Regions from separate parts of the Mus musculus genome. Here all the other regions are linked to region 1. The links are chromatin loops, found by intact Hi-C in ENCODE. Cell type or tissue: gastrocnemius. All regions are shown on one strand. Region 1 overlaps Rnf43 (ring finger protein 43). Region 2 holds the start of Mks1 (MKS transition zone complex subunit 1). Region 3 holds the start of Mtmr4 (myotubularin related protein 4).

Region 1 (2,500 bases):
GGATGAATCTTTTGATTATCAAACTCCTTGTCACTCGGGTAACTCCAGTTCCTCTGAGGTAGAGACCAGGAATGGAGGGGAATCAATACTCCAAGCTTTCCTCCCTCCAAGTCCAAGGCAGGCAGAAAGGAAGTCTACTAAACTGCACCTGGGAAGAGGGGGAATGGGATGAAGGCAGAGGAGGCACAACTACAGGAGTCCTCTCTGAGAGGTTCTTGGAGCAGAGATGGAGAATGGCGACATGTAACCTCGTGGGTCTGCAGGGCCCGGAGGCCCACCTTCCCAGTGTAAGCCATACAAAACCAGCAACCCAACTGAAGGTGTGCAAGTGGGAGTGGAGCAGAAAGTTGGCCCGGGCAGCTTGTACCACGTGGGTAAGGGCTGATGGTGCCTCCTGTGGCTTTGTCCCAGCATCCTGACCACTGTCAGCCCCTCAGGCAGTATCCTTGCCTGCAATGTGAAGGTGGGGGCAAAATGGACATGGGATCCTCCTTGGGAACCTTCTCTCCTCAGAGTCAATGGGGAGACTGGCATCCAGGCACCCACATGGGTATTTATATCTGAACCAGACAGAAAGATGCTTGAATCAGGCACTATGTTGAAAAAATGTATTTATTTGCTAATATATTTATCCATAAATATGATCTGGCTTTGTGGTTTTGTTTCATTATGATTTTTTCACTCAGGATAACAATTCCATCTTCTCTATTTCCTTTTGTTGGATTTTTGAGGCCCAGCCTGACTCCCAGTTCACTGCACAGCTAAGATATAACCTCAGACTGGTCCTCTCCCCCCTCCCAATTACTGGGATCATAGGCATTTACCATTATTCCCTCTGGTTTCGGATGCTATTGGTGATATCAAAGCTGGTCAGATAGGGTAGGTTTAAAGCCCCAGAAAGGTCAGAGAGAGCAGCGTGCCTGGTACTCGTCATGATTCAGTCATTTATCTGTGCTGGGCTGCTGGTGACTCTGGTGCTTCACTGACTGACTTTGTGACCTTACAATATTGTAAGCAAATACTGAACCTTGGAATGTGTGCATACACGTGCATGCACTCACAGGAGTGTGAGGGCAGCCTAATCGATACAGCAAGTGCCAGGACAGCCCGAGCTACAGAATAAAGACTTTCAAAACAAACAAACAAACAAACATACAAACAACAAGGGCCTCTCACTTGAACTTGCCTGGAGTCCCTGGGATCTGCCTATCTCTGGCCCCCAGTGCTATGGTTAGAGTAGCAGACCATCAAATCCCACTTATATGTGGTGGGTCCTGAGCCAGCTCCTCAGCAGGATACCTGCCTTTTACCATAAATAAAATGATCCTCCTTCAGAGATGATAGAAGGCTTACATGAGATAGCACAGTGAAAATGTATTCCAAACTGAAAAGAGATTTCCCGGTGCTAGAAAGTATCTAAAACCCAGTCACTGAACCCCATGTGGATGCAGTTTGGGATAAAGCCTAGAATCAGTCTTGCTGTCCCTCAGTTTCAATGAGAAGGGCTGGAAGGACAGAACAGCGGGATTGCAACTATTTATATCCCAGCGCTCCAATTCAGATAAACACAAATGACCAGGCTTTTGCCTACATTCCAAGAGCCTTTGCTCTGTTCACACCGCACCAGACCTCGTATTTCTGTATGGTTTGCTCAGGATATTATCTCGGTGCCATTTAAGGAGACAAGGAGGAATTTTGTGTCCTACACAGTAAGCACATTGGCAGCTGGGGTGGGGTTAGAGTATGAGAAGTGAGATACCTAATCCACAGATGTTCCCATGGAATTATGTCTAAATGTGCCGAGAGTTTTACAAAGCGTAAATTATGAGCCAGGCGCGCAATCGAGAGGCTTTTAGGAGGAATTAAATACGCGTTTCCCTCTATCCAACACGCCTCCCCTTTCCCCGTCGGCACGGCTCAAGCTAGCATTCCTGGGGACCGCAAACGAAACCCTATCACGCTCTCCCAGTTACAAGAAGGGGTGGGGCCTCGTCGGGTTTTTGTCTCTGCAGGCGTCCAGAAAGGCAAGACTCATTGCCTCGAGCCTTAAAACAACCTAGCGCGAAGCGGCGGGCTTGTATTCTGAGCATTCCGGACACTGAGACGAGGGGCTTGTGTCAAAAAGTCAAATACCCGGGCGTGGTGGTGCGCGCCCATAATCCCAGAACTCCGAAAGTGAAGGCAGGAAGATCAGGAGTTCAAGATCACCGTCCCGTACTCAGAGGCCAACTTAGGAATTAGCATTGTCTCAATAAATGAGCAAACAAAATAAAACAAGCAGACAAAACAATCTAGGTTTTCCTCGGGAGTCTGAAGAGCACTCAGGCCAGAGCATTTTGGGCTCCATCAAAAGGCCCGCGTCGCGAGGCGCAGTCCCGCCAGTCGCCCCGCTCCACGCTTCCTGCGCATGCTCCAACCTCCCCCAGCTGCCCCGCCCCTACGGGCGCATCAGCTCCCAGCGCGCGCGCCGTCTTCCGCTCGCTCTCGCGAACCAGGTGAC
Region 2 (2,500 bases), 120 kb after region 1:
GTAACTTCATCCTTTAAATAGGAATAAAGTACCTCTTGGAGAGGTTTTTGGGAGGGTTACAGGCAATACAAATGAAAAATGAGTAGGTGCTATTTGTGGTGAGTTCTTAGTGCACACAATGAATAGTTAGGTGCTCATGATTTCTCTGCTCTATAATCGGATGGCCATGAAATGTCCCAGGCCAGGCAACAATTGCTTATTCGGATGAATAAGTAGCAACCGTCAAATACTAATTGTCAATATTGATATTGCCAAACTGCCGGAATTAAACTTATACCATCTTTCCTTGGATGTGCCAGTGAACCATGACTTCTGAATGTCACTCTGGTGGTTTTTCAGGGGCTGGCTCGGAGTCTTAACTGGTTAATAATCCAGAACCAACATGCCCCAGGGAAAACACCCTTTCCTTCCTTTCTGCTGGCTTCCTTGTTTTTTATTTCTCTGGCTCAGTGCATACCAACAAAACTACTAATATACCTGCCCCACAGGTTTTTTTTCTTCCAGGAATGTTTTCTTTCTTTTTTTCTTTTTCTTTCTTTCTCTTCTTCTTCTTCTTCTTCTTCTTCTTCTTCTTCTTCTTCTTCTTCTTCTTCTTCTTCTTCTTCTTCTTCTTCTTCTTCTTCTCCTCCTCCTCCTCCTCCTCCTCCTCCTCCTCCTCCTCCTCCTCCTCCTCCTCCTCCTCCTCCTCCTCCTTCTTCTTTCTCTTTTCTTTTCCTGTCTTTTCTTTTCTTTTTCCTGAGACAGGGTTTCTCTGTATAGCCCTGGCTGTCCTGGAACTCACTCTGTAGACCAGGCTGGCCTCGAACTCAGCAATCTGCCTGCCTCTGCCTCTCAAGTGCTGGGATTAAAGGCGTGCGCTACCACTGCCCGGCTGTTTTTTAATTTTTGTTTGCATGTCCTTTTAGTCATATCCACCAACTGTTTAGGCCTGAGTTTTCTCTCCTTAAATTTTTTTAAATTTATTTTATGCATAATGGTGAACATGTTTGTGCAACACATGTGTACTGTAAGGCGGCAAGGTGTCTGACCCTTTGGAACTGGAGTAGAGACAGGTGTGAGTGGCCATCTGGGCCTGCTAGTTCCTCTGAAAGTCCAGTCACTAACCTCTTAACCACTAAGCCATTTCTCCACGCCCCCTAGGCCGAAGTTTTCAAATGTTCAGTGGAAGGCAGTGTTTGATCAGAAAGTAAGGACTCAGGTCACCTGGTTCTGGCCACCATCACCATTTTTGCACCTAAACAAAGTAGCTGATGGCGGTTTTCTCTTTTGTGCAGTGCACCAACTTTCACCTTGGGTGGAGGTGAGCTTTACTCACACAGGACAGCTGAGGGTCCCGCTGCCAGGCTAGGGACTGGCTCCCGCAGACGTGGAGAGCTGCGCGCGCAGCGCCTCCCTTGCCTAAGAAGCCAGCGTCTCCGTTGCCAGGGGAACGAGGCACCACGCTTTCCGGCGCGGTCGCAGCGCGAAGCAGCTGTCATGGCGGAAGCGGTCTGGAGCACTGACACCGGCGAGGCCGTGTATCGCTCCCGGGACCCCGTGCGCAACCTGCGCCTCCGGTAGTCACTCGACCCCAGTTTCAGGGCCCCCTAACTTTATGCTCCGAGGCCCCCTAACTTTATTCCACCCTAAGCTTTTAGATGCTCAGAGGCCCCTACTTCCGCTTACAATCCCAACTACTTCCTCTGCCATCTCTGCGCGCGTCTTGTTATCAGGATCTTTTTCCACTGAAAGCTTCCAAGTACACCTTTCAGATTCACCCTGCCCAAGTCCCTTCAAGTTCTCGCCACTTTCAAACCCCTCGGGTCCCTGTGCTGATTTATCCAGCAGACGCCCCTACCCACCTCTTCTTTGCAGCAGCCTTGACTTCTCTGCCTCTGTGATTTCTTTCCCCGATTCATGCTCTGTATATCTCCTTGCTGTGTGTCTCTGACACGCGTATTTGGGGCTTCTCTTCTCTTGACAGAGTTCATCTGCAAAGAATCACATCAAGCAACTTCCTTCATTACCAGCCTGCTGCCCAGATGGGGAAGGACCTCATAGACTTGGCCACTTTTAGGCCTCCGCAAGCTGCTAGTGGGTGTTTGTGATGACGCTACATTCATTTGAGACTAAGGCAGGGGTGCGGGGCAGTAGAGGTACAGAGGAGGAACGGAAGGCTCAGAGAGGTTGAGTTTATTGCCCAGTGTCACCTAGCCGAGGAATATAGAAGCATTTGAATGAACCTGGGCAATCATCTTTTTAATTTTTTATTATTTATTTATTTTTTTACATTGTAATTTACTTTTGTGTGTGTGTGCACGCCCATGCCACAGTGCGAGAGTGAAGTTCAGGGGATAACTTTTGCGAACCAGTTCAGTTATCTCTTCACCAGATGAATCCTGGGGCTTGAGCCATCTTACCCGAGTTGTGACTTGGGGGATGGGGAAAGGACTTCTAAGAGAAATATGTTCCAAACTCCAAATGTATGTATAAATACACTTAAAAAACAATTTTAAAACAG
Region 3 (2,500 bases), 140 kb before region 1:
CAGGATTTTCTTTTCCATCGACCGGGCGACGAAACACGAGAGTGATGGAACCGAGAGTTTGGGAAGGGACCTTCCCCTTTCCTAGCCGGCATGCTACCCTTCCTTTCTCGCATTACTGGAGCAAAACAGAAACACCACTGGGTTAAAACGCTGAGCCACCGCGAGGTCATTTGCGAACTACCTCTCGGGCGGGGTCGTCACCGGAAGTGACTGCTACCATTCCCTGCAATGTCCCGCCCCCCAGTTGCGCTACCAGTAGGCGACGGGCGGCCGTACTTCCTGTCCCCGGAGCCCTAGGCTGCGACCCCTCTTACTCCTCTCCCATTGGCTGCCAGAGGGACGCGCTGTGATTTCCTATTGGTCGTGTCTGCTCTCTGGCGCCAAGCCTCCTCCCTCCGGGTACTGTCTGGTCTCCGGGTGCCGGATAGGTTACAAGCTGAGAGGGCGTCTGCCCACTGGACCAGTGAGCAGCGTGGAGAGTGAGGGCGGCGGCTGCGTGGTGAGGCAGGGCGGGACTTCGCGTGGCTATTGGCCAGGGCGGGTAGAGGCTAGAGATACGATTGGTTGGGGACAAGGGACCGTGGTGGGGTTCGAGCTGCGCGGCCTCAGCAGCTGCGGGAGACGGAAGTGGTGAGAGCGCGGCTTTGGAGGGTCGGGCGGACGCCGCCTGGGTGAGTCACTGTACCCCGTGCACTGCCAGCCTGGGAACCACAACGACCAAGTCCTGCCCGGCCCTCGCCGGCTCTCTTGAGTCCCGCCCTCTGTCATTTGGGGCTCCGCCTCCGAGGCCTTGGCCCCGCCCCTAAAACCTGGGCACCTGGATCTCCTGGCTGCTTAGCCCATCCTCCCCCACCCCCCACCCTAAGACCAGAGTCCCTAACTGTGAGAACCCTGGGCCTCCTAGGCCTGGTCCTTGTCGCTCCCTTCCTCTCTCTGTTTCTCAGGCCGCGAGCCAGGGAGCCGTGAGGCAGCACCTCCGGCTGGCCGCTTGCGGGCTCCCCCGTGAGGGAGGGAAGGTTGGTAGGATCACAATGGAGGCTTTAATCGCCGTAGCCTCCTATGGGGCTCTGCTGCACACCCCTCGAGCATACCAAACATGAAGGAGTGTCGGTGAAATTCAGACCTGGCTCCCTAAGTGGGCCCAGGAGGCCTTAACTTGAAATCCTTGTTAATTCGACCCATTTGACAGATGTTGTCTCCCAGGCCGGACTGGCCTAATTCTGCTCCTGTTGTGTGGCCTCCTCCCTCAAACCTTCACCTACTTGGTCTCAAGTATGCTCAGCAGGACCGGGCCAACCCTGCTGCTCTTTTATCACAGGTTGTGGTCCTCTCCCTCTTGTCCTCTGCTCTGGACTCTGCCCCCAGTAACAGGTCAGGTGGGTGCTACTCCTAGACTCAGAGACTGGCCGAACTGCCCTGTGGATTCATGCCCCTACCAGGGCCAAAAGTGAGTCCCAGTTGGGCAGTCTTTGTCTCTTCAGAGTTGGAATTTCTTCTCTTTTGTAGAGAGCAGGGTTTGGAGTGCTCTACTGCTGGGTGTGGGGATCAGAACGTTTGAGTTCTGCTGAGTAAGCTAGGATGATACTTAGCCTTGCTCAGGAACTTTTGTGGTGGAATTCTCACCGGGCAGGGTCACTTGTTGCTTCTTCCATTGCCTGACTGGTGTGGTGACTTTTTGAGACGCCGGATCCTCTGTGGTGGAGGAAAATGAGTTGCAGAGAAGTTCAGGGGTAGACCCGTGTGACAATCGTTGATTCTATGGTGATGTTAATGACCGTGCACTTTCCTCTTGTGTTCTGTCTCCTTTAGTGACGAGCAGGAGCAGGCAGCCAGGACCCTCGCCAAGGTAGAATGGTGAGTAGCTCCTTTTCCCTCATACCACTGTGTGTCTCATCCTCCAGTCTGACTCAGGGAAGCTGCCCCACCTCTCTTGGCCCTAGTGCCCCTGGTTACTCTGTTCACTTCCTAAACAGGCTCATTTGCCCTGATGCTTTTTTTTTTTTTTTTTTTTGGATGGGCAGTGTTGTTTTGAGACAGGTTCTTGCTGTAGAGTTTTGGTTAGCCTGGTACTAGACATGTAGCCCATGCCAGCCTTGAACTTGTGGGCAATCCCTCTTTCTCCCTCCATCTCCTAAGTGTTAAGATTGCAGGTGAATGCAGTGTGGGGCCTTGTACATGATAGGCAAGTACTCTAACACTGAGCTATGTATCTAGCTTATGGTTTCTTAGGATTGAAAAAAATATATATCGGGCACTATATAGCACTGGGCTCAGCAGCTTGTAGTTTTTCTCGGTGTTAGGCCGTCCCTTCTAACAAACCGCTATATCGCCTCTTACTTGGATCCCCGGTTAAAACTATGCATATTCTGGTTTAAGAAAACAAGTCTTTCTTATCTGAGATTCCTGAACTTCAGGGCGTGGTGGCACAGGCTTCTAATCACATCAGTTGGGGACAGAGAAAGGTGATTCTCAGTGACGTCAGCCAAGTCTTATGTAGTGA

What was found. Hi-C counts contacts between places; a loop is a spot of excess contacts. Peaks named below come from ENCODE experiments on the same cell type or tissue, not always from the same donor. Only the 100,000 strongest peaks of a DNase experiment are listed, where the experiment ranks them.
Region 2: a loop joins it to region 1, with 3 times the contacts of the local background. A loop is called at or near these places in 2 of 42 quality-filtered maps.
Region 3: a loop joins it to region 1, with 3 times the contacts of the local background. A loop is called at or near these places in 3 of 42 quality-filtered maps.

What each region holds. Positions count from the first base shown.
Region 1 is chr11:87,734,896-87,737,395 of GRCm38, forward strand. Rnf43 (ring finger protein 43) reads left to right here. Exons shown (of 10, transcript NM_172448.4): 10 at 1-644. Among named protein-coding and RNA genes, the nearest start is that of Supt4a, 1.4 kb to the right of the region's middle. In gastrocnemius, no CTCF peak of the experiment used is centred here; DNase peaks (open chromatin) are centred at 1,284, 2,039 and 2,489; H3K4me3 peaks cover 1,087 bases; H3K27ac peaks cover 1,202 bases.
Region 2 is chr11:87,851,774-87,854,273 of GRCm38, forward strand. It overlaps Mks1 (MKS transition zone complex subunit 1), which reads left to right and starts at 1,442. Exons shown (of 18, transcript NM_001039684.3): 1 at 1,442-1,556; 2 at 1,964-2,073. The coding sequence starts at 1,477. In gastrocnemius, no CTCF peak of the experiment used is centred here; a DNase peak (open chromatin) is centred at 1,420; H3K4me3 peaks cover 1,265 bases; H3K27ac peaks cover 859 bases.
Region 3 is chr11:87,591,580-87,594,079 of GRCm38, forward strand. Mtmr4 (myotubularin related protein 4) reads left to right here and starts at 587. Exons shown (of 19, transcript NM_133215.2): 1 at 587-671; 2 at 1,810-1,854. The coding sequence starts at 1,852. In gastrocnemius, a CTCF peak has its summit at 1,007; DNase peaks (open chromatin) are centred at 399 and 1,249; H3K4me3 peaks cover 1,861 bases; H3K27ac peaks cover 1,987 bases.